Regions from separate parts of the Homo sapiens genome. Here region 1 is linked to region 2. Evidence: chromatin loops called from intact Hi-C (ENCODE). Cell type or tissue: PC-3. All regions are shown on one strand. Each heading gives the region's core, and the rest is flanking DNA. Links, peaks and the distances in the headings are about the cores only.

Region 1 (16,047 bases), core at 4,553-12,552, 230 kb before region 2:
GGAGAAAAATTTTATTAACTGACTTAACAAAAAAACACTGCCTATTAAACTCATATAGTATTGTTTAGAGAGTATCTACAAAATTCTAACCTCGATGTTTTCTTGCAAAAGAAGTGGAAATAAGTAGAGAGACTCTCTCAAAGAATCGCTGAGAAACACAAAATATTCATAAGTAGTATAAGATTTACTTATGTGCATTTTTGAAGATTATACAATAATCAATTTGCATCAGGCTTTCCAATTTAGGAATACTGATAGGATTTCCCTGTAGGGGGAGTTTTCACATAAATTTTGAAGAAATCATTAAAACTGAAAACTTTCCTGTATTTTGTAGTCTACTGGAGTTCCAATCCAGTGTGCTTTCTTATATTTATAAGGCCAGTCTACAATGTGTGTTATCATAGGTCTTGGAGCAAATATCACGTAAATGAAGGCATTTCTGCATTCTATACATTCATAGGTTTTATTTCAGAAACGAGTTCTTGTCTTCATGTGGAACTGGAACAACTGACGACCCTACCACATGTTTGTATTTATAAGGGTTTTCTCCCTTGAATCCTTTCATGTTTTCAAAGAAATGAAAAAGCTGAAGGCTTGACTATGTTTCTTAAGATTATGTAGTTTTTCTACGTATTAAAATTCAACTATGCCTTTGAAAAGATGTGGGAAAATCAAGTTCATTAACACGTTTTTTACATTCATTATTTTTTCCAATACAAGTTTTTCTAAGTTTTCAAAGAGAACTGGGAAAGTTGAATGCTTTCTTGTGTTTCTTTCATCGATAGGGTTCTGTACAGTGTGAGTTCTTTTATGTGTTCTAATAAACTAGAGCATATGACGGCTTTACCACATTTCTTACATGAGAATAATGTTTTTGAAGATAGCCCAGTTGACTAACATTGTCCTGTGTTGGTTTTGTTGTGTTTCTCCTTCCCCAGGCTTGAGTTGGGAAACCAGTTCTCCCACTTCATTAATAATGATGTCGATGTTCCTGGCAGTGTTTATACCAAATGCTACTTTGACCTTTGCGCCTTGGCACACGACAGTAGCCTATATTTGCCATTTTGTCTTCTTGACATAGAAAGAGCATGGGAACTGAAGGTAAGGCTATGAAGGTACTAAGTGGGCTTTCAGTCAAACACCAATGCCAACATCTGCAACTAGATCATATTAAGAAGTGATTAGAAAAATGAAAAGCTTCAAAATTAACATACTGAAGAGCTTATTAACCTTTTTGGCATGTAGTTTATGGTTTATACAAAGATTCACATTATTTAAAAGTTATAGATATCATCTCTTCTGTAACCATAATTCAGAATATTTTAATCAAGTTTAATTCATCCTTAATGGTTTTCCTTTTGAACTGCTACCCTTTCAAATAATCATACATAAGTGATTTCTTGCAGTTGTATTCCTAATATCTACATATATAATGCACTTAACATTCTTTACTATTTGTTATCATTTAGTTTGCAAATTTATATCATTTTCTACTGTAATATACCACAGTGCAGTGAGTCCCATGAGTTTGTTAGACAAAGCATTAGTGCCTAAGCCAAGAGACCTGCACTTAGACTGTATAAGGTATGTGTGTCTCAAGTACTGGATGCAGGAAGTACATGGGATTCTACCGGAAATGATAACTTTTATGGGGCAAAGTAATATTTATGGTTTGTGACTTTCGGTGAGTACACAGCAAAATTACTCACAACTGACATGGATGAACATTTAAAATAGGCATTTTCGGTAGTAGCTGGGAAGTATTTTGAAATAATACATTTTCTACCATAATTAATGTCCAAGTGAAGTAACACCTTTTGATGCTTTAGTCATTAGACTTATTTGACATTCCAATGCAGTCCAGCACATACCTGCTTCATTAAAATTTGCTTTGAGTATATAATAACTACTACAGATTGGGTAGAATTTGAATACATTCATAAACTAACTTTTGCAAAAGTGTGCATTCATTATGTTTAAGGAACAAGTGCACAGGTAACAGATGATACTGCTGTTAGAAGACTGTCACAATACTGTGACATCTTTAGGAGCCCAATTTTTAAATAACTTAATAAAACAAGTTCCCCCTTTGCTCCAGCAATCTAATTATAGCCCTTAAAGGAGACTACCTTAGAGAGTTGACAGAACTTGGCATTGTAAACCTCAGCCAAAATAGCTGTTACTGAACTATCTAAGGGAGTCTGCATGTGTGGCTTATCATCAATGGTGATTGTTACAGGTTGGAATCCTTTTTGAAATTGTACCTCTTTTCTATTTGATTGTCTTTCTTAGGTTGTTTCAAGGTTGGAAGACAAAGACTTCTATGGTACTGCCAACAAAAGGAAAAGGTCTTTGAGTTCTGATGATTTAATTGATCTTCAGTGCCTTAAGGCCATCCTCTCCTGAAGGAAGAAGTGAGGGGTTATATAACATCTGAACCCCTCATCAAAAAAGACAGGAAAATATCACCTTTCCTGCTGAAGAACTAGAAAAGTACTTTCAAAAGAAGAAACACCTACAATTCAAGTTAACTCAAGGACAACTAGGATTGCACTTCATAGAAAAGAATGGGACCTTGTCAATGCAACAACACACTCTTACACTCTTCTGTCCCTTTTAATGTAAAGAGAGTTATAAAAACCACTCCAAAGTGAAGGCTCCTATGTGAGCTGATAGCAGTGAACTATGTAAGGGTTTAAAACAATGGTTTAAATTTTTAGATTTTAAAGATAACTTTTCTGTTTCTTTTATATTTTTCTTTCCCCCAATATTGCTGCATATGCATTTAGCATCATATTACCATTAAAACATAGGACTCTTAACAACTCATAAAGCCACTAGGAGCAGATGCAGCATTGTCAGGTACTGAAGGGGCTCTTCCTTCCTACTCTTAGAATCGAAGCTACTAGTTACTGGCAATCATTTTAAGCAAAAGCTTCTGGATAACATTTGCCATTCATATCCTCTGTAAGCACTTCTTATTAGCAGTTAGCATGTTTGGGGTCATAAAAAGAGAAAATATTGGTTATTGATTATCTACTTTTATTAGGGTCTGTGGTGTATTTCTTGTGAACTATAATGGTTCTCATTTGCTGATAAATTTTCTTATTTTTTAAATAAAGGTATTAAAAGATGTTTTCATAGTGCCAAGCAACATGGTGATCCAGTGGTAATAAAAAATGATAAAACATGAGGTGTCCTGAAAGTTTCAGGACAGTTTTTAGCTTTAACATAGTATGCTTGTGCCCTCCAGAGCACTGAAGCATACATATGCAGGCTATAAACCTTTACAAAATATAATTTGAAATTTTAATTGTATTTCTTCTTTTTTTTTTTAAATAGATGTTGTCTCAGTATGTTACCCAATGTACAGTGCAATGATTATTCAGAGGCACAGTCATAGCATACCACAGCCTGGAAATCCTGGCCTCAAGCAATCCTCCCATGTCAGCCTACCAAGCAGCTGGGACTATAGGTGTGTACCACCACCTCTGGCTTCATTTTGCAGAATTTGAATATTAAGCATTTAACTTTTTGTCTCATCAATATCTGCTATCGTCAAGAAGGACTGAAACAAAAAATTAAAGGTTAATATTCAGGAGCTAGGCATGCCTGTAGTCCCAGCTACTCATAAGGCTTAAATGGCAGGATCACTTGAGGCCTAGCATTGGAGGCTGCAGTGCGCTGTGATTGTGCCTGGAAATAGCCATTGCACTCCAGCCTTGGCAACATACTGAGACCCTGTCACTCTAAAAAATGGCAAAACTAAATAAAGGTAAAAGAAATATAACAAACCTTTCAGTGATGCTTTGTAAATATTTGTAGCATTGATACTTCTACAAGTATCAAAGCTTAAAATTACACTAAGCCTTTTGGAATTGTTGTATTTTTATAAAGTGCCCTTTTCTCTTTTGAAGTAGTTCTTTGCAGGGCTTTCATCTGCATTGATCACCCAAAATTATTTTCTCTAGATGTGATACAGAATAGGATCAGTTTTAATGCACATGTAACAAATTTGAAGGAACTGGACCTTAATAGTAGTAGATGATCTAATACATTTTATTATCCCGCATGTTAACCTGGAGGCAGGTATCATATTTTATGTCCATAAACCTTAGGAACCTTACCTCCTAAAAAAATTATCATTTATGGAGTGCAGAGCTTAGAGATTGAAGTATTGACTGCAGTTTTATTTTCAAAAGGTAAATGCTACAATTTATGTGGTTTTTATTTCTCATGTTTACATTAAAAGAAAACCTAATAAACTTTTAATTAAAATGTGACTAGTGGGCCGAGCACAGTGGCTCACACCTGTAATCCTAGCACTTTGGGAGGCCAAGGCAGGTAGTTCAGAAGGTCGGGAGTTCAAGACCAGCCTGGTCAACGTGGTGAAACCTCATCTCTACTAAAAATACAGAAATTAGCTGGGTGTGGTGGCACACACCTGTAATCCCAGCTACTTTGGAGGCTGAGGCAGGAGAATTGCTTGAACCTGAGGGGCGGAGGTTGCAGTGAGCCAAGATCGCGCCACTGCACTCCAGCCTGGGCGACAGAGTGAGACTCTGTCTCAAAAAAAAAAAAAATTGTGACTAGTATGTTTTTAACTCTTCTATTCACATAGTGTTACATCTCTGCGTAACTTAAATGATTCAAGTCAGTCTTGATATGTCTTAAAGCATTTTTATAAGTTGCCTGGACTATTCACAAATTGGTTTAATCCATGCCTCTATGTAAGACATAATATTTGTTTTTTCTGGCTTAAGCTCTTTTCAATTTTAAGATAATTTATTACACTTAAAATCACTCTCTGGCCACAATACTTAGTGGCATAGCGTATTAGATGGCATCTTTGAATAGTTGGTTATTGTGTCTGAGAGGAAAAAGCATGTTAGAATATAAAATTAGGTCAATACACCAAAGAGAAAGGATTCCCAGGAATAGTGTAGAATTAGAACAAGGGTGTTTGAGGTTTTCAAACAGTTACACAGAAAAAAAGTGGAAGTACAGAAAGTAGAATTAAAGTTGTTGTACAGAGGGTGGCTCAGACCACATAATTTGACTTTAGCACACTGCTTTCAAGCTTACCTTTTAGTTAAAAATATATCAAATCACTGTTAGTTTTTTTTTTTTAGAACTAAGAGTCTAGCCACTTAGCTTCAGTGATTCTCACTAAATCCTAATAATATTGGTATATTTTCATCTACTTTAATTCTTTAGTACCTAAGGTAAAATCTTTAAATAACTCATCACCTCATCTTGATAAACTGCAGACTAGAATCAGTGATCTGATTTAGAAGAAAAAGTCTATCATGAATCCCTGTTTATAAGATGCTTTGCACCATGTAATATGCAATAACTAAGTAGAGATCCTGACATACATGAGTGGTCAAAGGTTTAAAAAACTAGTTTGGGAGAGGGGCACTGGACATAAATCCATGACTTCAAGAGTAAGTCAGGGCCAGGTGTGGTGGCTCATGCCTGTAATGCCAGCACTTTGGGAGGGTGAGGTGGGCAGATTACTTGAGTCCAGCAGTTCAACACCAGCCTGGCCAAGGTAGCAAAACCCCATCTCTACTAAAAATACAAAAATTAGCCAAGCTTGGTGGCATCTGCCGATGTTCCTAGCTCCTTGGGAGGCTGATTCATGAAAGTCGCTTGAGCCTGGGAGGCAGACGTTGCAGTGAGCAGTGAGCATGCCTGCGCTCCACCCTGGGTGACAGAGCGAGACCTTGTCTCACACACACACACAAAAGAGTAAGTCAGTAGAATAAGGACCACTAACATTGCTCTCCCCTTTGGCTTGAATTCTAGAAGGCAATACAGTCATTTTGATACATGGAAAATTGGGTCAATTTAGAATAAGAATATAAACGTGACTGAAAGTGGGCAGGTTCTCTGACAAATGTTTGGGGTATGGAAACTAAGTTTCTAGTAGGGTGGTAACTATGGCAGTTTTCTTAGAGTTTGATATCTGGGAAAGATTTGTTGTCTAACACAAGACTATGAAAAAGATTATCTGACTACCAAAGCTCAAATTTACTTTCATTTTTAGGGTTATTTCCACTTTTGTAATACAGACACCAGTGAAATTTTTAACTCTGGTATTGTGTGAACTAAAACTTTTACCTCTTCATTACAAGGAAAAGACAATAGATCACTACCCATCAATACAAAAGAACAAGCTACTAAAACATGGATGACCTGGACCTGTGACGGACTAAATGGCACTGTGTTTGACTCGTGGATCTGACACAAACTAAGTGGGTCTGGATAATTCATGGACACTCTGAGGTCCAATCTCTTAATGGTTTCAAATGAGTCACAAGTAGATGACCATAAACACCTTTCGTGAACCATCACGGTGGAATTCTGTGAGGTTAAGATATCAAGACTAGCGTGACTAGTGTCACGTGGTTATGGACAGGTGTGAGAGCAGTGCAGTGTCTTTCAAGAGTGGGAGTTGTTTAGAGATGGAGGAAACAGGATTTCCACCCTCTGCCTGCTTACCTCTTACCCCTAGACCTCCCCACAAGCTCTCCTTTGAAGTGGCCTCCTGTCTCCCCTTGGTCTTCTCAAAGCTGGTCCAGGCATTCCACTGTCACAGACTCTAGTGGTTTCTGGAGATAATGACATCACCAGATCCAGCTCATTCTGGCGGGTGGATCAAGCACTGTTTCTGGCTATGCTCCGTCCTGTCTGGGCTTTTCTGCCTCTGCTGGGAAGCTCTGGAGAGTGGTAAGGTCAGAGGGGTGTTCTCTTTCTAGGAAAGATTCCTGTTCCCAGTGGCCCCCTGCTTCCTAATTCACAAGAGCTGCTTTGCTCTACAGTGAAATTATTTCTTGGGAGCTGGGACCAGGGCCTGGGAAACAAATTTTAGGGACACAAACCTGGCCCTCTGGAATTCAATACATTGGACTGAAAACATAGACAGCTTGGTAGTGCCAGAGTGGCTAGGCGCCTTCGTGTGACCCAACGGATCTGACCAGACACTACCAGAAAGCCTAAAATATATCTGACACAAGGTAAGGTTCTACCCACATTCACTTCCCATTATTTCCCTGTGTATTTTGGGTCATGTCACTTTGCTCAGTGCTGTAAAGACCGCAGGGCTGGTTTTAGGCAGGTGTGATATTCGACAGCACCTGAGACCGGAAATAAATCACACCTGCCCTTGAACCTAAATTTCCTCACTGCTAGCTTGTGACGTGGGCGCACTGTTCCTCCAACCTGAACCTCGGTTGTTATTTTTAATGCAGACGGTTATGCCGGCCTCATAGAGTACTTGTGAGGTTTAGGTGAGTCATCCAATGAAAAGAACAAAGTGTCTTCTAAATACAATAGCAGCTGTCACTTACTCAGGGTTTAGTAACTGCACTTGGCTGTTTGCTTTACAGCCAAGTGTATGATTTACCTAAGTTTCAAAACAACGCCATGAAGCAGGCATTAACACCCTCATTTTCAGGCGAGAAACCTCTTACCCGGTTCCCGCCCTCGCCCCCCGCTTACAGGTAATAAAGCTGGAATTTATGCAGCTCTTTCGGTCTCCACAGCTCGGGGTCTTGCCACAGACACAGCGCCCACGAGTTCTGGCACTTTGGTCAACGTTTATAAACGGGCTCTCCTCTGCCGCCGCGGGCATGCGCTTTCCCCAAGGTTCGCACTGAACACCTGTTCCTAAAGGGGGCGCAGCTCCACCTGCGTCCCCGGGACCTCTAGCGTGAGGGGGTCGATCCTGGGGTCCCCCCGGGCTTCCCGTTCTCACCCTCTGAATCACAAGCCCCATTCTCACTAGAAGTTGACAGGCTGTGGGGAGACCTGGTTTCCCCGCGTCCCACTTCAGGTGAGCACCTTCCCCGCCCGCGACACCCAAGGGCCCCGGGACCACCTCTCAGCCTTAGCTAGGCGTGAAGCAGCGAGCTAAGCTTGCACATGCGCAGACGTCATCCAGAAGACCCTTTCCTAGAGTGTGGCGCGCGAGCCATTCGGATTTAAGACTACGTTTCCCAGAAACCTCCACGCCACGACTTACTTCGCAGCGTTTTCTCTATTGGATGATTGGAAGATGTTCCTGACTGCCTCGCCTGGCCAGGTTCTGCCAGAGCCCCTAGAGGTTATGGGTTAAATTTGAACTTTGCTGCCGAATACGGTGCGTGGTCCTCCATCAAATCCCGATTGGAAAAAACAGCTGCCAAACACGTTGGAAACAATTTGGGAAATGTGAATGTGTACTGGCAATTATAAATATTAAAGAACATTGCCGTTATTCTTAACTGTTAAGTGGAGTTATATTGGAAAATACTAGTTTTTATAAAGACATGCACAGGGAAGCATTTAACATTGAAAGGATAGTTAATTCACTTTACAATTTTTCAGCAAAAACTAACAAAGCGAATATGGCAAAAGGTTAACTTTTCTTAAATCAAGGACATGCATGGCTATAGATAGATGCTCATTTTACCGTTTCCTACGTTTCTGTGTGCTTAAACATTTTTCAATACAAAGGAAGAAAGAAAGAAAAACAAGGATCCTCCCTCCATCAGTTTGCCTTTTCAACTCAAAGCAGCCCCTAGACGTTAAGGTACATACAAATATGTCTTGGGAATAAGGCTGTGAAATGTGAATGAAATACTTGCACACGGAGCACAGCATTACTATAAAAGAATAGTACCTGTGACCCTGACCAACAGGGTTTCAGGAAAGGGGAACAAAAGAAACAAAAACCAAAAAATACGCACAACGCAAAATAAGAAAAAAATGGCTATGGCCGGGCGCTGTGGCTCACGCCTGTAATCCCAACACTTTGGGAGGCCGAGGCGGGCGGATTGCCTGAGTTCAGAAGTTCGCGACCAGCCTGTGCAACACGGTGAAACCACGTCTCTACTAAAATACAAAAAATTAGCGGGGTGTGGTGGCGGGCGCCTGCAGTCCCAGCTACTCCGGAGGCTGAGGCAGGAGAATTGCTTGAACTCGGAACTCCGACTCAAAAAAAAAAAAAAAAAAAAAAAAAAAAAAGAAGAAGAAGAAAAGAAAAAAGAAAAAAAAATGGCTATCAGGCAAATCATGGATCTCCCAGAGATGTCCCTACTTAAACTTTACATGAGCACCTGTTGATTTTTTTAACCAAACCAGGGAAATACGGTCATAATATCATAGGAACATCTTTTTACTAAATTATACATATTGAGCATGTATCTGCTCAATATTATTCCGTAACATCAATAATTTCTTCCGTGAGATGATAAATTTAAATAGTGGCACCTATTCACCCAAGGGTTGGTCACAAAGTCAGTGCGATCCCCGTGAACACACCCGTGAAGCTTTGCTTCCCAGCAACTTTCCTGGGGGCCGCGGGCGAAGGAACACCCCCAGATGCCGCTGCGCAGGGACAGGGGACGCGCCCAGACGTAGAGGCCCTGACCTCTGAATCTTGGCGGGGCACCCAGGAGCCCGGCTTCGGGGTGCTTAGCGGGGCGAAGCCGCCCCCGGACCCGCGTGGCTCCAGCCTCCTGGGGGTACCTGGCAGAGGGGGCTGCAGCGAGCGCCCTGCCGCGCCGCTTCCTCCGCGCGTCTCCCGCCTGGCTCCGCCAAGACTGGGGGCTTCCCCATAGGCCCGCGTCCGAGCGCGTCCTCAGGCTTCGCTCCGCGAGATCTGGGGGCCCCGTGGGCTGGGGTTCGGGCGGGGTCCGTTCCTTGCGGTCCGCGGTCTTGAAGCAATTTCCCGGCAAAGTCCCGGGACAGCGGGAAAGAAACTGGTCTCCCTGCCTGGGGTCGTTCCCGGTGGATGTGCCTCTTCATCAGACGGAATTTTCCGTCTGTGCAAAAATGAAGCTTACTCGGTATCATGTGTGCTTTTTGGGGGGAAGGACAAAAAAATATATTTTCTATAAACAACTTAATTGGCTTATTAATACTCAAATACCCTGCTTCTGTTTTATTAAATACAGTCTTCCATATAAAAATCCTTGAACTCGTAAAGACTAAAGGTAACAGTATAATAAACAGTCAACCCAACCATATTTGTTCGCTTTGTAGTAAGCTTGGCAACTTGGCAACTTGTTAACTTGTTATTTTATTCTCCTTAAGTTCTGTACTGAAAAAGGCTGTTAAGCCTAGTTTCGCTCTTGTTGCCCAAGCTGGAGTGCAATGCTGCGATCTCAGCTCACTGCAACCTCTGCTTCCCGGGTTCAAGAGATTCTCCTGCCTTAGCCTCCCCAGTGGCTAGGATTACAGGCGCGCGCCACCACGCCCGGCTAATTGTTTGTATTTTTAGTAGAGACAGGGTTTCACCATGTTGGCCAGTCTGGTCTCCAACTCCTGACCTCAGGTGATCCGCCTGTCTTGGCCTCCCAAAGTGCTGGGATTACAGGCGTGAGCCACCGCGTCCGGACTCCCTTGCTTATTATTTAAAGTAAATACATTTAAACGTTTCTTTAAAAAATTTAGACACTGCAAATTTGATTATAGCAGTGCATAAAGCTATAATGTAGCTCCCCCTCCTAATATCCAGCCCACCTCCCAAGTACGACCAATTGTCCACTGATGCCTAACTCTGCACTTTAGGCTACAGCAAACAATGCATTTTTAAAAACATGGTTACAACTTCTTTACAATTTTCTTTTAACATGTAAAATTGTCTCCTAATCGAGTTATCTGATCAGGCTATAGAGAAGGAAATCTTTCTGTTCCTTAACTACATTGTAGGGAATATCATGTTTATTTAATCAATTCTTTGTGATGGATGTTTGTTTCCAGTTTTCACTATTATAAATAATATGTGGCAAATAGCATTGTTCATGCATCTTTTGATATTTGTGAGATTATTTCTTTGCACAAGAGCCAAAATGATAGAATTGTGCAGTTAAAATGTGTACAAATGAACATGTAACAGATGCTAACAGGGAGTCCTCAAAGAGGCTTGTATCAGTTTATGCTGTTTCCTCACATCCACTCCAACACCAGATAGCAAGCATTTTTGGTAACCGATTTATAGAAATGCTTAAGGTTAAACATCAAATGGTGCACCATAAATTTCTTTTAAAAAAAGAAAAACACAATGCTTAAAGAATTACTATTCATGTTTTAATGGAAAGAAAGTGGTCCAAACATATATTCATTCAACAGACACTTATTGAAAACCTGCTGTGTGACAGGCATCATTGTAGATGCTGGCATAATAACAAGGAATAAAAGAGATAAAAATCCTCACTTTGGCATAGTCAATTGTTAAGAAACAATGGGATACTTAGGCCGGGCGCAGTGGCTCACGCCTATAATCCCAGCACTTTGGGAGGCTTAGGCGGGCAGATCACGAGGTCAAGAGATCGAGACCATCCTGGCTAACACGGTGAAACCCTGTCTCCACTAAAAAAACAAAAACAACAACAACAAAAAATTAGCCGTGCCTGGTGGCGGGCGCCTGTAGTCCCAGCTACTCGGGAGGCTGAGGCAGGAGAATGGCGTGAACCCAGAAGGCAGAGCTTGCGGTGAGCCCAGATCGCGCCACTGCACTCCAGCCTGGGCGACAGAGCAAGACTCCGTCTCAAAAACAAACAAAAAAAGAAACAATGGGACACTTAAAGGCATCTAATAAAAGGGACTTTTACAAAGCCTGGGCAGAGTTGGTGAGACGCCCTGTGACTAGTGACAGTGAAGTCATTATCACCGCCAGGGTTGATGTGAGGGGAAGGAAATGTTACCAGAGCCTGGCAAAAAAGACCATCCCAACAAGAGCTATGGCCTTAAAAAGAGGAACATTGTTAGATTTGTTTCGCTCTTTTGGAGCAATTGTAATAAGCTTATGTTTAATTTCAGTTTCCAACTGTTTTTAGCTAATATGTAGTATGGTTGATATTTATGTGTTGACTTTGCATTCTGTGATCTTGCTTAACTCACTTATTCGTTTTAGGATTTTTTTTTGTTTTTTGTAGATTCCTTGGGATTTTCTGTGTAGACAAACATGCAATCTGTAAATAAGGATAGACTTATTTTTTCCTTTCCAATTTGTATGCCTTTTCTTTTCTTACATTACTGTAATGGCCAGGATTCCCAGTACTATGTTGAATAGTAGTGGGGAGCTTTTTTGGAGCAACTGTAAATAACATTATGTTTTTTATTTCAGTTTCCAATTGTTTTTGGCTAATACGTAATATGGTTGATATTTATGTGTTGGCTTTGCATTTTGTGATCCTGCTAAACCCACTTATTAGTTTTAAGATTTTTTTTTTTTAGATTCCTTGGGATTTTCTATCTAGACAACCATGCAATCTGCAAATAAGGATAGATTTATTTTTTCTTTCCAATTTGTATAGCTTTTCTTTTCTTACATTATTGTAATGGCCAGGATTCCCAGTACTATGTTGAATAGCAGTGGGGAGATCAGACACACTTGCCTTGGTCCTGATTTTAGGGGAAAAGCATTGAGACTTTAGCCATCAAGTGTGATGCTAGCTTTAGTTAATTTGTGGTTCCTCGTTTTTTAGGTTGAGAAAGTTTTCTTCTAGCTCTAGTTTTCTGAGAGTTATTATTATAAATGGATGTTTGATCTGGTCAAATGCTTTTGCCGCATCAACTGATATGATCCTGTGGTGTTTTATTTTTTCTTTAGTCTGTCAAAATTGCAGATAACATTGGTTGATTTTCAAATATTGAACCAGCCTTGCATTTGCTGAATAAACCACACCTAGTTGTAGTGTATCTTTCTTTTTATGTATTAATAGCTATGATTTACTGATATTTGTTGTAAACTTTGTGTCCATGTTCAGAAGAAGAATTGGTCTATAGTTTTCCTTCTTTGTACTGTCTTTGGCTTTGATATCAGCATAATGTTGGCTTTGTAAAATAAGCTGGGAAGTGTTCTCTCCACTTTTGTTTTCTGGAATAATTTATGTAAAACTGATGTCATTTCATCTTTAAAAGTTTGGTATAATTACCCAAGGAAGACATCTATGCCTGGAGATTTCCTTTTCAGCATGTTTTAAACTATGAATTCCATTTCTTTAATATAAAACTACTTAAATTATCTATTTTATAGTTGGTGAGTCTTCTTCGTGTTTTTCAAGCAATTAGAACATTTAAGTTATTGAATTTTGGATAGACTTGTTCATATTATTCACTTATTAAGCTTTTAATGTCTGTAGGTTCTATAGTTAGAACCCCTGTTTTCTGCCTAACGTTGGTAATTTACATCTTCTCTTCATCTTTGTCAATCTTGCTAGATGTTTATCAATTTTATTTATCTCTTCCAAAACCCCCCACAACTTTTGGGTTGATTTCCTCTTTTGTTTTTATGTTTTCAATTTTCTTGATTCCTCTTATCTTTATCATTTCCTTTCTTCTTCTAGCTTTTAGTTTATTTTGCTTCCCTTTTTCTGTCTTGTGGTAGAAACTTACATTGTTAATTTGAGACTTTTCCTTTTCTAATATAAACATTTAATGTTCTAAATTTCTTATAAGCACAGCTTTAGGTGCATCCAATAGATATTATGTTGTAAATGATACAAATTGTGAATGGATGAGTGATCAACCAATAGCTCTGCTGGTAATTGATTTACTTTTCTTCAATAAAGTTGCATAAACCAATGGAAAAAAATTAAAGACTATAATCCATTTTGTGTTAATTTTTGTGTATGATATGGAACATGTAGTAAGGCTTGAACTTTTTTTCCTCTACAAATATCTAATTGTTCCATCATTATTTATGGAAAAGACTATCCTTCCCTTGCTGAGGTATCTTGGCACCTCTGTAGAAAATCAGTTGTTCAGACCATAAATGTTCATTTTCTGTTTCTGGACTTCATATTCTCCTCCATTTATTTATATGTCCATTCTTATGCCAATATCACACTATCGTAAATACTGTAGTTTTATATTAATTATTTAAATAAAATGTAAATCCTCTAGCTTTGTTTTATTTCATAAAGTTGTTTTGGTTATTTACGTCTTCTGCATTTCCACATAAATGTTAAGCCTTCCTTGTTAATTTACACAAGAGCTTGGATTGTATAAAATGAACTATTTTGGAAGTATGAGTGTGTGTGTGTGTGTGTGTGTGTGTGTGTATACTCATTGTAATAACATATAATCAGAAATCTAAAAAATAATATTAGGAAATAATATTTTTAATACAAGTGTTCAGGCTTTCAATAGTTAACTATTTAATATTTATATAGATTGAGGTGACTAAAGAATGTGTTCACCAAAAAAGGCCTAAATTCATTAAGACAGTCTCTGTGAAAAAGGGATGTTAAAGGTTATGAGAAAAGTTACTAGATCTGCATTTTTAAAATAAAAATGACTTTCTGAGATATTGGACAGAAGCAGCTTTAGTTATTTGGAGGTCGAGCATACATGTCTACTATGATTCACCATAAAGCCATATTAGCAGCCATTGGCCAGTACATTTCGCATTATTTCCTTTTGCATATTTCATATGATAAATTCCTTTTAAGTTTGAGCACCAATAAAAAATTAGGCATTTCTTTTTTAAAATAGTAGGCTTCCTTTAATCAGGTATTTTGAATTATCTTTTGATTCTCTTTTCCATTGTAAATTAGCAAATTACAGAGATTATATTAATTTATTATAAATGTACTCCCATTTTATTTAAAAAGGTGATAGTATTATACATTTTAATCTCTAATCACTGTAAACTATGGAAATATCAAGCCTCTAATTGAAAATATTCCTGAAAGCATCAGTAGGAAAGAATCAATCTCTTGGTCTCAGTCATGTAGCAAGAGCATTCCATGATTGTTTTAACTGCATGCTTACATATTTTAGTTACGTCTTATTGTAAAATGTCAATGCCATTATAGAAATTTCAAATTTAAAAAGTACATCTTGTCCTTGGACACTGTGGCCTCAAAAGACTAGCTGAAGTTTTTCTTCACCTTAATTATCATTGCTGAACTTGTAGGAGGGGTGGTTTAAATGTGTCAGTGACTTAAAACGAGAATTCTCTCTTTGATTTGGATAATCCATGAAAACTAGTGATGTTACCTTGTTCATGAAGGAACAATGCAGAGAAGACACCACACTGGCTGTCATGAGAAGAATGGACAATAGGAGATGAAGAATGAAAAGACAGAATTCTGCAAGACAACAGTTGCAGTAAAGTTGTTTAGTTTCTTTGCATTGCCACATTAAAAAAAGGAAAGACAAAGCAGCTAGACATCGAAACAAAACTAAACACGAAACACCAAGGACAATATATTTTTTAAAAACATGGTGACAGGATGTTTTCATGAATCCCAAAATATGGGGTGTGGAGACAAGCCACCTGACTACAAGTGACATCTTGTGTAGGAGGAAGCAAGGAAAGCATTGGTGGGATGATTCCAGAACAGCAGCTCTAAAAGGAGGGGTTTGTTTTCTCCAATACCAGTAGGGCTCAAGGGGCTTGTGTAAGATAAGCTGAAGGGGATGGAGCAGTGTAGCTCCTCTGAAATCACCTGCCAGGGATCCCTTTTAGGGCAGGGACCTACACTGAAGAGAGACTGCTTCTAGTGGAATGAAAATCAAGCAGGATAGGGACAACAAAGGTGACAGAGAGAGAAGGTTTAGACTAAAGGGACGGAGGAGAATAAAGGCAGAACATCTCAGAAAGCCAAGTTGACATATTTTTGAGCCCTAGACACAACCAATAGAAGGGAGCTCTGTGAAGTTTGAAAGGCTTTTCACACCTCTTTCAGAAAATTCAGAAACCTTCACATCTCTTTCTGAAAGTTCAGAAAAACTAACGACATAAAAAATAAAAGTCCTTCCTACTACACATAGAAATCTTTGGAAACAAAACAATAAACAAGCATAGCAAAACTCTGAAAAGATACATGGAAGAAGATGGGCTGTCCAGAGACATCAAGAGTTGATGAACTGCAGGGTGATGAGTTCTCTGTTTCCTTCTGCTTCTCATATGCCATGGACAGGGCACTACAGAAACCTCCAACCCAGAACTACCAATAGGCACAGACAATGAAACAAAAGCCTTAAGAAAAGTGTGTTCTCTTTAGCCAAAGGTCTTGGAATGGATGGGCTATGAATAGAAAAGCT
Region 2 (16,047 bases), core at 4,719-12,718:
AAACAATGATTCACTTAAGATGCTAGAAAAAGAAGAAATAAACTAAAAATAAATAGAAGTAATGCAATACTAAAGAAAGGAAAAGAAGTCAATAAAATAGGAAAAAACTCAATAGAGAAAATTGAAACCAAAATTTGAACATTTAAAATGACATTAAAATGAATAAATCCCTAAAAATAAAGCACAAATTATTAATACCAGGAATAAAATAGGGGCATAAGTGCAATTCCTACAGATATTAAAAATTATAATAAGATATTATGAGTAACTTTATGCCAATATATTAAATAACTGAAAAAATAAATTTCTTGAAAGCCACAATTCATTAAACCTGACATAGAAGAGAAAGCTAAGTAGTTCTATATATGTTAAAGAAGAGAGTTCATAATGAAAAACCTTTCCAAAAAGAAAACTTCAAAACAATAGTGAATTCACTAGTGAATTCTTGAAGCATTTGAGAAAGAAATACCAATTTTGTAAAAGTATTTTTAGAAATAAAGAATGCTTTCTAACTTAAGTGACCAGTGTAACTTTGGTACCAATACATTACACAAAGTAAATATAGAGACCAATATTCTTCAAGAACAAGAGATGCAAAAATGTTTAATAAAATATATGGAAATAAATATAGAGATATCATATATAATAAAATATATGAAAATGTAGAGATATCATATATAATAAAATATATGAAAATAAATATAGAGATATATAAAATGTTTAAAATAAATATAGAAGGGCCGGGCGGCGGTGGCTCACGCCTGTAATCCCAGCACTTTGGGAGGCTGAGGCGGGCAGATCACGAGGTCAAGAGATCGAGACCATCTTGGCCAACATTGTGAAACTCCGTCTCTACTAAAAGTACAAAAATTAGCTGGGCATGGTGATGCGTGCCTGTAGTCCCAGTTACTTGGGAGGCTGAGGCAGGAGAATGGCTTGAACCTGGGAGGCGGAGGTTGCAGTGAGCTGAGATCGTGCCACCGCACACCAGCCTGGGCGACAGTGAGAGACTCTGTCTCAAAAAAAAAAAATAATAATAAAATAAATAAATAAATAAATAGATATGTAAAAGGTATAATCTCTAAATATAGAGACATATAAAAGGTATAAGTATAGAGAAAATAAATATAGAAATATATAAAAGGTATAATATAATGAGTTCTAATTTATTATAATACTGTTGTGCTCACATAAGATATTTCATGTGGGTTTTTTTTAATTAAAAAAATTTGGCTGGGCATGGTGGCTCATGCCTGTAATCCCAGCACTTTGGGAGGCCAAGGCAGGTAGATCACAAGGTCAAGAAATCAAGACCATCCTGGCCAACATGGTGAAACCCCATCTCTACTAAAAATACAAAAATTAGCTGGGTGTGGTGGTACGTGCTTGTTGTCCCAGCTACTCAGAAGGCTGAGGCAGGAGAATCGCTTGAACCTGGGAGGCAGAGGTTGCAGTACGCTGAGATCGTGCCATTGCACTCCAACCTGGCAACAGGGCGATACTCCATCTCAAAAAAAAAAAAAAAAGAAAAAAAATTTAAGCCACTTTATTGAGGCATAATTGACATATAAAAAGCAGTATATATTTAACATATACATCCTGATGAGTTTGGGTAAGTATACATCCAGAAACCATCATCACCATCAAAGGCATAAACATATGCAAAAGGTAAAAGATATATAAAGGTATATCATGACCAAGGGGGATTTATCCCAGGAATGCAATGTTGCTTTAGTATTTAAAAATAAGTCCAAAGAATTAATCACATTTATAGAATAAAGGAGAAAAAGCATATGATCATCTGAACTGTTGTACAAAGAAACATTTGATGAGATTCAATACCCACTAATGACAATAAAATTTCAAGCAAATAAATTTCCCCAATATGATTTTTAAAAGTCTGCAAAGAAACCCAGTGCAGCTAATATTATAATTAATAATGAATTATTGTATATGTCCTTCCTAAAATTGGGAACAGGAGGAGGATTTCTATTCCCAATACTTCTATTCCACATTGTATTGGAGCTCCTAGCCAGTGCAACGAGGAAAAAAGATGAAACAAAATACTAAGATAGTTTGGAAAGTAAGAAGACCATCTTCATTTGCAGATAGCTTGACTGTGTATATGAAAAACAAAGAAATCTACAAAAATCTACACGAACTAGTGAATGAATTAAACAAGTTTGGAGTATAAAAGTTCTGCATATAAAATCAATTGTGTTTTATTAAAGAGCAACACCCATTTGCAAAATGAAATAAATAGCATCGAAAGTATAAAACACTTTGGAATAAATTTAACAAATAACATGCAAAACACATACACTGAACTGAAAACTACAAAACATTTCTCAGATAAAGACAACAAAATGGCTGGGTGCGGTGGCTCACGCCTGTAATCCCAGCAATTTGGGAGGCTGAGGCAGGTGGATCATGAGGTCAGGAGTTCGAGACCAGTCTGGCCAACATGGTGAAACCCCGTCTCTACTAAAAATACAAAAATGGGCGTGGTGGCGGGCGCCTGTAATCCCAGCTACTCTGGAGGCTGAGGCAGGAGAATCACGTGAACTGGGAGGCGAAGGTTGCAGTAAGCCAAGATCATGCCATTGCACCCTAGTCTGGGGGACAAGAGTGAAACTCAGTCTCAAACAACAACAACAACAACAACAACAACAACAACAACAACAACCACCAATCAATGGAAGGATACACTACTTACAAAGATCAGGTACTGGATATCGTTAAAATTTCAATTTGCACAAGGTAGATCTATAGAGTCAATGTAATCTCTCATCAAAATCCCAACATGCATTTTTGTACAAATTAAAACATTGGTCCTAACATTTATATAAAGATTCAAAAACTTAGGATAGCTTCAGTAATCCCAACAGTGTGATAGTTGTCTGCTCACGCAAAGCCGACAAAGGGAAAAATGAAACAGAAGAGAGAATCCACAGACTCACACATACGTAGTTGGCTGTTTTTTGTCAAAAGTAATAATGCAATTTAATGAGGGAAATAAGATTCTTATCAATAATTTTTCTGGGGAAACTGAATAAACATACAGAAAGAAATGGACCTGAACTACTGCTTCATACCATACTTAAAATTAGAGATTGATTAGAGACCTAAGCATAAAACATATGTCTTTTAAGCTTTGTTAGAAGAAAAACTTCAGGCAAATTAATTTGAGCAGAGTTTAACTGTGCAAAGAACGATTTGCAAATCAGGCAGCCCCTGAACCGACTCCCTTGCTGCTGCACGGTGGGGGAGGATTTATGGACAGAATAAAGAAAGTGACCTACAGAAAGCAAAAGAGAGATACAGAATTGGACTGGTTACAGTTTGGCATGTGCCTTATTTGAACATGGTTTGAACAGCTGGCAGCCTTTGGCACAAGAGTAGGTTACAATCTGTTCCAGTTCACTATGTATGGAGAGACCTTTTGATTCAAATTTAAAATACAAAAAGAGGTAGCTTTAGGCCCAACATAATTTAAGCACTTCTAAAAGGTAGAAGGGAAATAGCTTTATAACATTAAAAGAGCACTAACTCCTCAAAAATTATAAATAGGACTTTATGAAAATTTAAAAATCTTCTCTTCATCTAAAGGCAAAAGCACCATGAAGAAAATAAAAATGGGCCAGGTATGGTGGCTCACATCTGTAATCTCGGCACTTTGGGAGGCCAAAGTGGGAAGATTACTTGACCCCAGGAGTTCAAGACCAGCTTGGCAACATAGAAAGACCTCATCTCTAAAAAAATAAAATAAAATAAATTTTAAAGGAAGAAAATAAAAATGCAAGTAACAGAGATAAAGAATACACTGTAGCTGCAATACTGAGATATATATATATATATATATGTATATATATATATATATATATATTTTTTTTTTTTTTTTTTTTTTTTTTTTGAGACGGAGTTTTGCTCTTGTTGCCCAGGCTGGAGTGCAATGGCACGATCTCGGCTCACCACAACCTCTGCCTCCTGGGTTCAAGGGATTCTCCTGCCTCAGCCTCCCGAGTAGCTGGGATTACAGGCATACACCACCACACCTGGCTAATTTTTTTTGTATTTTTAGTAGAGACAGGGTTTCTCCATATTGGTCAGGCTGGTCTTGAACTCCCGACCTCAGGTGATCCACCCACCTCAGTCTCCCAAAGTGCTGGGATTACAGGCATGAGCCACTGTGCCCGGCCTGGTATTTGTTAAATAACTTGTATCAAGAATCAAAAAATAAATTATCACTTAAAAAAGTCAGGTAACATTTGAGACTAATCATTCAGTGTTTAAAGAAAAAAAATGGAATATTTTAAATGTATGTACTATGAGCTCTTCAAAAGTGAAAAATTGTTCCAGCTTTTCTAACTTGAAATGAAACTCACTGAAATCTCTTACAGGGTAAATTATCATAGTGCTTTGGCTGGAGAAGCCCACACAGAAGCAGAAACAGTAAAAAACTCTTTTTAAAATTTATTTTTCATAGCATCATTGAGTTACAATTGACACACAAGGAATTGCACATATTTAACGTGGACAATTTCTCTTGAGTAGCTGACACTGCTGAATGCCCACTGGGTGAAACATCAGGAAAAATCAGGGCAGTGCCACTTCTGATGTTACTCTGACTCATCAAGTTAAAGATTCAACTGCAAACATATGGTTTGAGCTGGTATCTTGTTTATAGAATTTGACTTTCACCGAACAAATGAGCAAATCTACAGACCTGGCTGGACTTGTATCAGCACCCACTACTCTTCAAAGGATTTTTTTTAATGTGAATGCTCAGCAACAAATGTAAGTAGTGATAAATATTCAGAGTTAAATAACTTTATTGAATATCATGGTTGTTCTGGAACAACTTTGTTTATATTTGCACTCTGGGTGCAAAAGGCATGACAGAAAATGGCTGGCACCAGGGCACAGATCAAGGCAGGGGCACCAGCACCAAATTAGTAGTGGTAGCATTCTTCCCTGCCACACACTGGGGATTAAAAGAAAAAAAGGCAATTTCTCTTAAGAATGTCCTGGACGGCCAGGCACGGTGGCTCACGCCTGTAATCTCAGCACTTTGGGAGGCTGAGGCGGGTGGATCACGAGGTCAGGAGTTCAAGACCAGCCTGGACAAGATGGTGAAATCCCATCTCTATTAAAAATACAAAAATTAGCCGGGCATGGTGGCAGACACCTGTAATCCCAGCTGCTGGGGAGGCTGAAGCAGAAAATTGCTTGAACCCAGGAGGCAGAGGTTGCAGTGAGCCAAGATCGCACCACTGCACTCCAGCCTGGGTGACACAGCGAGACTCCATCTCAAAAAAAAAGAATGTCCTGAAAACGAGGCACTAAAGATAGTTACTTTTATTAGTCTTCTTCATCCTGCCCCTATAAAAAATGCCTCTTTAGTATTCTGAGTGATGAAATGCATGGAGTCCACAAAGCTTCGCTGCTGCGTATTGTAGCATGATGGTTGCCTCAAGGCACAGCGCTCGGGAGTCTGGGCAGGACCAGCTGCATGGAACAGCATTTGGTTTGAAAGAATGATGGGTGGACAAACTGATTTTTCAGATTAGAATAGTTAGCAGAAGCTGTCTTGAAAATGAAGGATGCAAGTCCATCACTGTTGCCACTAACAGAATTCATGTTTTCAAGCAAAAATTAGAACTTTGGAAAACTTTGGAATCATTAAGTATTCAGAAGGTGAGCTTCAGAAGTTCTGATGACTTAACGTTTCTAAGGAGATCTGTGGTGAAATGAATGAATGTGATTTATGGATAGTGTATGAAATGTCAATATTTGAAAATTCTGCATAGTTCAGTCATAAAATATTTTCAAATATGTCAAGGAAAATAGAGCCAAAGTGCAAGATAATCAATGGATATTAATGTAAAAGTGTACAAAAAGTTCACTGACAAGATTTCAGACTCCACATTGCAGCTAACTTTCAAAAACTATCACTTGTTGAGTTTGGTCTGACATCCAAGAGGAAAATCCTCAGGAAAGTCTATTAAACTCCATTTTCCCACTAAAGGTCTACGTGAAGTGAGATTTTCTTCATATACTTCAATCAAAACCACATGTCAAAACATAATAGGCCAGGCGCAGTGGCTCATGCCTATAATCCCAGCACTTTGGGAGGCTGAAGTGGGTAGATCACTTTGAGGCCAGGAGTTTGAGACCAGCCTGGCCAACATGGTGAAACCCCATCTCTACTAAAATATAAAGACTTAGCTGGGCATAGTGGCCCATGCCTGTAATCCCAGCTACTTGGGAGGCTGAGGCACGAGAATCACTTGAACCCGGGAGGCAGAGGTTGCAGTGAACCAAGGTGGCACCACTGCACTCCAGCCTGGGTGAAGGGTGACACTCTGTCTCAAATATTAATAATAAAAATAATGAATGCAGAAGTAGATATGAGAAGTCAGCTATTTTCCATTGAAACAGACATTTAGGAGATGTGTAAGAATGTAAAACAACACAACTTGTCAATGCAATTTCTGTTTTGGGAAATATAGTTTTTTTCATTAAAAAAGGTAATTTTTATAAATGTGATTTATTGTCATTTTGACTGAATTAACAAATATTTTTAAATTTAGAAAAGACAGGCAAACCAAATAAGTGGGAAAATGGCTTGAACAGACCCTCACACAGGAATGCAAGTGTATGGAAAAGTGCCCAATGGTACCAATCATCAGAGAAACATATTAAACCACAGTGAGTGCCATGGTCACCCCAAAAAAGCAGGAGGGACCTCCACTCAAAACTTGGCCCAGATGTTGAGACTGACGATGCCACACACACCAAGAGATACGAAAAGGTTCACTGCTGACATAATTGAATTCTCTGGGAAGCCCAGGGCAGGACTCTCGAGCAGATCCAAAATGACTTGAAAGAGCAAGAAAAAGAGACTGCTCTGGGATTTTATTGTGGTTAGGGGTGGTCTGGGGTGAGAGGCCTCACATGAGGGCAAGGACTTGCGTGGGCTGAATCTCCTTTCCATGGGCACCAAAGGAAAGGAGTAGCAGCATTTCTTGTCTGCCCACATGTGGGGCATAGGGGGAAGAGGGAAGGGTGAGACTGTCAGGAGTCAAACAGCAAAAAATGCAGTCAAAGTCCGCAGTGCAATGAGAAAGTACCACACACCCATGAGAAAGGCTGAGATGAAGGCCTGAGCACGCTGGAGATGACGTGGAACAACTGGAACTCTAAAGTCCTGCCTGGAGGAGGGTCACACGGCCACTTAGAAAACTTTTCACAGTTTCTTTAACACACACTTAATTCATAATAGAGCAATTCCACTTTAGGTAATTCCTCACAGCAAAATGAAAAAATAATCGTAAAAATTCTTGTACTAGAATATTTATAGTTGCTCTTAGTAATAAGCAAAACTGGAAATAAACCATAAATTCATCAAGGGATAATGAATAAAGTGACTGTGGCATATTCCTACAATGGAATCCTACTCACCAATAAAAGAATACATTTAGTTTACATGGAGGTGACCAAAAAAAAAAAAAAAACCACATTGTGATACATGCAATAGCATGACTGACTACCAGAAATACTATGCAGAATAAAATAAGCCAGACATACTCAAGTACATACTGTGTATGACTTCATTTATATATAAAGTTCAAGAACAGCCAAACAAATACATGGTCATAGAAATCGCAACAGCGGTATGATTTTTTGCATGGTGACTGACAGGGACACAAAGGAAATTTCTGTAGTAACGGAACTTTTCTATATTTTGAATGGATATAAACATTTATCAAAACACACTGGAGTGTACATTACAAACTTGCTTTTCACAGTATGCAGATTTTACTATAATTATCTTTTGTAAAAGGAATCCAGAAACTGAGAGAAGATATGTGTAATACATATATTCGATGATACTAATATCCAAAATATATAGAGAACTCCTAGAAATCAACTTAAAAAGACAGATACCCAAATAAAAATAGACAAAATACTTGAAAATCTATTTCACAAAAGAGGATATCTGCATGCATGCTAATCATATAAAAAAGTCCTCAACATCATTAGTCACCTGATAAATGTAAATGAAACAATAATGCCACTATACACCTACCATCATGTCTAAAATTTAAAAGGCCTAAAGTACTGAGTTTGGCAAGAATTTGGATCAACTGGAACTTCTTACCTTGTTGGTAAAAGGATAAATTGTTTGAGTGACTTATAAAATATTTTGGCAGTTCCTACTAAAGATAAACACACACACAAATATACACACATACGTGTACATCTTATGACCTAGCAAATCACTCTTAGGCATACACTGGAAGGAAGTGGGTACTTATGTCCAAGAGTCATGAACAATAATGTTCATAGTAGAGTTATTCACAATAGCCCAAACCCCAGAATTACCAAATGCCTATCAAATCTAGAACAGGTATATACATATTGGGATATTCATACAACAGAAAACTACACAGCAATAAAAATGAAGTACAGTGACATGCATCAAATGTCACCAAGGGCTTCCAATTTCAATTAGAATACAAGAGATTCCTTGACCACAACAAAGCCCGGTGGCACCACCCCTCTCCTTCCTCTGTTCTGCTCCTGCCCTCTAGCGACACTGTGCTTCCTACCCTTTCTTGAACAAAAGAAGATGTGCTGCTCAGAGACTAGTTTCTGAAAGGTCCTTTCCTGGACTTCTGACACGTCTGGTTTTTCTCTCTGGAAACTCATCTTTGTCTCAAGTACCCAATAATCCACCTCCCTAGTCACTCTCCATATACTTACTCTAATTTCCCACATCAATTGTTATGCACTGGATTATCTTGTTAATCTATTTATTAATTTGTTTACTTATTAACTCCTTCCCTCAACTAGAATGTAAGCTATTTGAAGAGAGGAGTCTTTTCTTTCTTTTTTTTTTGAGATAGAGTTTCCCTCTGTTGCCCAGGCTAGAGTGCAGTGGCACGATCTTTGCTCACTGCAACCTCCTCTTCCTGGGTTCAAGTGATTCTCCTGCCTCAGCCTCCACAGTAGCTGGGATTATAAGTGCTCACCACCACACCCAGCTAATTTTTTTGTATTTTTAGTAGAGATGGGGTTTCTCCATGTTAGCTAGGCTGGTCTCGAACTCCTGACCTCAAGTGATCCACCTGCCTCGGCCTCCCAAAGTGCTGGGATTGCAGCATGAGCCAGTGCACCCAGCAAAGAAAGGAGTCTTGTATGTGTCTTTAATTACCTACAATAGTCCCAGCTAGATTTAAAGCCTACTAAATATTTGCTCAATAAATCCAGGGTTCAAGGGCTTACTCGTTATATCAGTAGAATATTAGTTGTAATAGAATATTATATATCCATCAAGAGTGATTTTTAAATATTTAGTTAATATGAATAAATTTTCTTCTGAGAAAAGAAAGTTAAAATGAAAATTTAAAATTGTATACTTAGCATCAGAAAAACTGTGCTGAACAAGGTAATGTATACAGAGCAGTTACTGTAGTGCAGATATTGTACAAATTTCTTGAAATATGAGCATATTTGTCGAGCATTGTGTTAGGTCCTGAATAATTAGTTTAAAAAATCCCTATCTCTACGTAGTTAATATTTTATTAGGCGGGAGTGAAAAGATAGACTAGTAGCAAGTAAGGAAACATAGAATAAAGTTGGGATAAATATGAAAATATTATATGAAGCAATGGAAAGGACTAGAAGAATCAACTTTAGACAAGGGCCCAGGGAAAACCTCTCTGAGTGGGTAATATTTGAGCTGACTCCTGAAAACTGAGGACAATTCCACGATGTGTGTGTGAATTTCTGGGCAGAAATCTGAGCAGTCTGTGCCTGAAAGGGACCAGAAACAACACAGCAGAATGTGTGAGAATTTAGCACTGGTCTGAACTCACACAGGTGTGAGATGAGGCTCTGGGAAGCAGGCAAGCGGGGAAAGCCTGAGCATCACCGCAAAGCATTTAAAGATCAAGAGAGAGCTGAACCACAGCCCAAAAAGTGCACTGAGCTGTATTATGAACCTAAGCACTCTCTGTTGTTGTTGTCTGAGGACTCTCTGTCTAAGGACTCTGTTGAAATAACAGGTGTGAAGAGTGTCCAGTCTCATGATGTATAATAATACTCAGCACATTCAGGATACAGTCCAAAGTTATTCATTATACCAAGGACTATAGAACAATAAACTTGCACAAGAAAATACAATCTTCAGGCACCAACATTGAGATGAGACAGATGTTGGTATTATGTGATGAGGATTTTAAAGTAGCTATCACAACAGTGCTCCAACAAGCAATTACAGGCATACTTGGAACAAGTGAAAAATATGAATTCATGGCAAAGAAATGAAAGATACTAGCAAGAACTAAACGAAAATTTTAGAAGTGAAAAAAATAGAAATAAATTGAACTGGACAGACTCAAGAGAATGGAGATGACAGAGGAAAGATCAGGGATCTTGAAGACAAGTTTAACAGAAATTGTCCTGTTAGAATAGAGGAGACAAAACACAATGGAGAAAAGTGAATATAGCCTCAGAGACCTGTGGGAAAATAACAAAAGGTCTAACTTTCAAATGATTGGAGTACCTGCCGGGCGTGGTGGCTCATGCCTGTAATCCCAGCACTTTGGGAGGCCGAGGCAGGTGGATTGCTTGAGGTCAGGAGTTTGAGACCAGCCTGGCCAACAGGGTGAAACCCGGTCTCTACTAAAATACAAAAATTAGCCGGGCATGGTGGCAGATGCCTGTAATCCCAGCTTACTTGGGAGGCTGAGGCAGGAGAATTGCTTGATCCCAGGAGGCGGAGGTTGCAGTGAGCCGAGATCATGCCACTGCACTCCAACCTGGGCGACAGAGGAAAACTCCATCTCAAAAAAAAAAAAAAAAAGTACAGGACTGAAAATATTTTTGAACAAATAGTGGCAAAAAAGTCACAAACATGGTGAAATACATAAATTCAAGGAGATAAGATAACCACTAAGAGGTCATGTTCAAATGAATCCATGTCCAGATACACCATGACCAGATTTCCGAAAACTCGAAAAAACCAGAGAGAAATGCTCTATTTCCTATATGAGGACAATTCCTGTGACATCAGAAACCATGGATGCCAGAAAAAAACTTCCATAATAAGGTGTTTATTTAAAACTACTCAAATTCACTGGGATTATAACCAGGCTCTGTTACTTACCCACTGTGGACTTCAAGCAATATTCTGAATCAGAATTTTATTTTCTTTATCTTTAAGAGGGGGACTATAATTACAGCTACCGTAATAGATGTGTGAGAATTGATACAGTACTATACATAAAATGCCAAAGAGCGTGTCTGGCTAAGACAATGTTAGCTAATATACCATCAAGATCCTCAACAACCACAAAGTAACAGTAACCTAATACACCGTTATAACTTACTGGAACACGTCCCTGTTTTGTGCATTCCTCACGCACAGAGACTTGGAAAGGTGAGGCTCTTACCAAAGGGGACTCTGCTGTTCTGCAGCCGCCTCCCCACACACACGGAGCCTTTGAGAGCAGGGTCCTAGAGGGCAATGACAGAGAAGGTCCCCAGATATAGGGAAGGATCCTGGAAAAGACCTTCCCACGCCAGCTGTGATTATCATCGCAGCCGCAGTCTCAGTGACACTGTCTGCAAAGGGGTGTCTGACAAGGTCCCAACAATTAAGGCCCTGTCAATGAACTGAAGTTTTCCCACTGACCTGCCTGGAGTAACCCGAAAGGCACAGTATCAGCCTCTGCTCAGCAAAGGATCAGCCTCTGCTCAGCATGCCTCCTGGGACCAGGCCCTTCACCATTGGGCTCTGTGGGCTCTAAATGGAACCTAAGAGATGATCTGTTCCCAGCATTAACATTTACAAATGAAAAAACTGAAATTTATGGATGATGAGGAAAGTTTCTGCAGCCGTTTGTGGCAAACCTAGCAGTGAAGAGTCTTCCAGTTTCCACCCCTCATGTCTCTCTTGTTTTCATCACTCCCCACAGGGAAGAGAAACACACTAGGAGAAAGCCCCTCTGCTTCCCCATCATGCCCGCTTTAATCCCAAGCCTCTGTGTGTTTTCATTCTCCCCAATTCAGCGACCTTCACTGACATTTAAAATGCACCTTCAGGCCGGGCATGGTGGCTCATGTCTGTAATCCTAGCACTTTGGGAGGCCGAGGCAGGTGGATCACTTGACGCCAGGAGTTTGAGACCAGCCTGGCCAACATGGTGAAACCCCGTCTCTACTAAGAATGCAAAAATTAGCCAAGCGTGGTGGCACGTGCCTGTAATCCCAGCTAGTCGGGAGGTTAAGGCAGGAGAATCGCTTGAACCTGGAAGGTGGAGGCTGCAATGAGCCGAGATTGAGCCACTGAACTCCAGCCTGGACAATAGAGCAAGACTCCGTCTCAAAAAAATAAAAAACAATAAAAAATAAAATAAAAATAAATAAAATGCTCCTTCAAAGGTCAAAGCACAACAGGCACTCCCATAACTTAGGAACAAAGAAGTAGGCAAAAAGTGTTCATGCTAATGATTAGGGAATATTCAGAGGAAGGATTCTACCCAAATAGCAATGCAACTATGATGTTTTAGAAACACAGAGAAGTACAAATAAACCGGATAAAAGAACCCATGAACTTAGGAAATGACATAAAGAAAACTTTAAAATCCTAGAAAAATATATGAGGGTGATGGAAAAAAGATTAAGTATTGAAAAGCTGCCAAATGTTACAAATTCAATTTATTGATAGAATTGTATTCAAGGAGCTAATATGTTATAAAAAAAAGATATTCTGAAATTAATTTGGAGTAATAAATAGGAAAGTATAATCAATAAGTTACACTGGAAAAGTTCATCATGAAAAGAAAAGTTCATTCATGAACTTTTGTATATGCAATGCATTTCATGTAGTAATAAAAAAAGATAAATAATTAAGTTATGAGTATAGAAATAACCTGATAACTAAAAGAAATAGAACACAGAGAAAAGAAAATAATTATATTATAAATAAAAATAAAGTACCTGATAATTTGATGCTATAAATTTGGTGGAAAATTTAGAATAATTTACTGAATGGTGTTGTGGAAACCAGGTAATTATTTGGAGGCTATAAAGTTGTTTGACAATTTTTACATACAAACAAAATAAGTTCTTAACAGCTGGACAATTAATTATGTTATAATAGAAATTTCATGTTTTTTGAGAGGTCTTAGGAATTCTTAAGCAAATCAAAAAAGAAAAGAAAGAGGCCAGGCGTAGTGGCTCACGCCTATAATCCCAGCACTTTGGGAGGCTGAGTCCGGCGGATCACTTGAGGCCAGGAGTTAGAGACCAGCCTGACCAACATGGTGAAACCTCGTCTCCACTAAATATACAAAAATTAACCAGGCGTGGTGGTGCACATCTGTAATCCCAGCTACTCTGGAGGTTGAGGCAGGAGAATCACTTGACTGGGAGGCAGAGTTTGCTGTGAGCTGAGATCGTGCCACTGAACTCCAGTCTGGGAAGCGGAATAAGACTCTCTCAAATTAAAAAAAAAAAAAGAAAAATTAAATGGATTAAATTAAAATAATTAGAAATTCTTCATGCATAGCACAGCATAATTAAAAAGAATAGACAAACTAGAAAAATATTTAAAAATATATGAGAAATACAAGGTTAAATTATTACATGGACCATTCATAAATCAATGGCTAAAGACAGAATGCACAGAAGAAAAAATGAGGAATATATGAAATTACTTGCAACTTCATGTTGAAATGAGAACATTTTGTAATACTTTATGCCATCAAATTGGTGAGGTAACATTTTAATTTACAAATCTGCTGTTGTAAAAATATAGCAATATAATTATACTTTTTTCTTTTACTATTGGTGATTCACTTGTGGAGTGCAACTTGGCTACAGGCTTCAGTATTCTTAAACTGTTTTATACCCACCGATCCCCCAAATTCAAGTACTAAAATGTAATTGCCAATGTGATAGAATTAAGCAGTTGGGCCTTCAGGAGGTGATTAAGTCACGAGGGTGGAGCCCTCATGGATGGGTTTAGGGCCTTTATAAAAAGATTTGAAAGAGTGAGTTTGTCCCATTCCATCCCTTCCACCATGTGAGGACACAGTGTTATACTCCTCTGGAGGATGCAGCAACAAGGCACCATCTTGGAAGCAGAGAGCAGCCCTCACCAGACATCAATCCTGCTGGTACCTTGATCTTGGACGTCCCAGTCTTTAGAACCATGAGAAATCAATTTCTATTGTTTATAAATTGCCCGGTCTGTGGTATTTTGTTTTGGCAGTAGAAATGGACTAAGACAATCCCCCAAATTGTTTTTTAATATTCCAAGAAATAATCAGAAGCATAAATAATGACTTAAAATAACTTGATAATTCTATTTTGATGAAAATAATAGACAACACACAAAATAGGAACATGGTGCAATGAGCTATAATAGTATACTATGTTGCTATTATTTTTTGTTATTGTTGATGACAATGATATATTAGTTTGCAAATTTTGTTCAGTGCTGGGAATTGTTTTCAGCATTTTATACATAATAGGATATCAGTTCTCATACACCCAATGAAGTAGATATAATCCCCTTTAAGGGTGAAGGAAATGAAACTCAGGGTGCTTAAGACTATTCCTTAAAATCACATGGAATGTAAAATGATAGAGGCTGGATACAATCACAATCATTTTGACTATTTTTTAAAATACTTTTTGTATAAAATTTTTCAAAAACCACAAATGCAGAAAAAATAAGAGGGTATGAACCTCCACTAAACACTAAGAGGACACACAACAAAAGAACTATGTGCAAACAAAAAGCACAAAACTATGTGCATCAAGGGACACACTCAACAGAGTGAAAAGGGAACTCACGGAATTGGAGAAAAGTCTTGCAAATCATAAATCTGATAAGGGATTAATATCCAGAATAGATCAAGAACTCCTGTAACTCATCAACAACCAAAAAACTCAATTAAAAAATGAGTAAAACTATTTCTTCAGAGAAGATAAACAAAAGGCCAATGAGCACATGCAAAGGTACTCAACATCCTCCATACTTAGGAAAATGCAATTCAAACCCACAATGAGATAGCACTTCACAACCATTAGGATGACTACTATGAAAAAAACAGAAAATGGCAAGTGTCAATGAGGATGTGGAGAAATTAGAACCGTTGGGCATTGCTGCTGGGAGACACTAAAATGAGACAGCCATTGTGGAAAACAGTTTGGTGTTTCCTTAAAAAGTTAAACATAGACTTGTCATAGCTATCAAACATAGAATTATTCTATGATATTATAATATAGAATTATCAGCAACTCCACTTCTAGGTATATATACGATGAACTGAAAGCAGGTACTAAAGCAGATACTTACATGCCAATGTTCATTGCAGCATTACTTACAATAGCTAAAAGATGGAAACCACCCAAGTGTCCACAAGCAAATGAATGGATAAAGAAGATGTGGCATCACATAGGATGGAATATTATTCAACAATGAGACGGGAAAGAGTTCTGACATTTGCCACAATATTGGTGAAACTGAAAGCATTATATGCTACATGAAATAAGCCCAACACAAAAAGACAAATACTGCATGATTCCATTCTGTGAAGGAGCTAGAATTAGTAAATTCATGAGTAAAAGGAGATAGAGGTTACTAGGGGCTGAGGAAGGAGGAACTGGCAGTTGTTTAATGGATACAGAATTTCAGTTTGGATCAGGACAGTGATGTTGGTAGCACAGCATTGTTACTGTAATTAATGTCACCGAATTGCACAATTAAAAATGGTAAAAATGACAAATTTTATGTTATGTATATTTTAGCACAGTATAAAAAGGAAAAAAAAATAATGAAAGTGTCCACCATGAAGGGCTGCTGTGAGGACTAAATGAGCTGTATACATAAAAGGCCTGGCCCAGAATGAGCACTCAGAGATGTTTTTTATGCGAATAAAATGTTAGACAGGTTCCCCAAGCTTCATCTGCGTAAAGTTTTAACATGATCTCTGGATGCTTGTCAGATAATTCTCTAGATTAATTA

Evidence for each region. A loop is a pair of places that touch in the nucleus more often than their neighbours do. Peaks named below come from ENCODE experiments on the same cell type or tissue, not always from the same donor. Only the 100,000 strongest peaks of a DNase experiment are listed, where the experiment ranks them.
Region 1: it touches region 2 in a loop (5-fold over the local background); 10 of 110 quality-filtered maps call a loop at or near these places.

Annotation. Positions count from the first base shown.
Region 1 is chr9:96,867,962-96,884,008 of GRCh38, forward strand. It overlaps a transcript of ZNF782 not described here and the pseudogene LOC100132781. Among named protein-coding and RNA genes, the nearest start is that of ZNF782, 21 kb to the left of the region's middle. RefSeq lists enhancers at 5,548-5,617, 5,973-7,172, 16,009-16,047. In PC-3, for the core only: a CTCF peak has its summit at 7,778; DNase peaks (open chromatin) are centred at 7,290 and 8,010; H3K4me3 peaks cover 1,641 bases; H3K27ac peaks cover 1,502 bases.
Region 2 is chr9:97,100,809-97,116,855 of GRCh38, forward strand. It overlaps LOC107987104 (a long non-coding RNA gene), which reads right to left and starts at 603. Exons shown (of 4, transcript XR_007061681.1): 1 at 1-603. RefSeq lists an enhancer at 7,009-7,509. In PC-3, for the core only: a CTCF peak has its summit at 8,594 (motif pointing left); a DNase peak (open chromatin) is centred at 8,583; H3K27ac peaks cover 364 bases.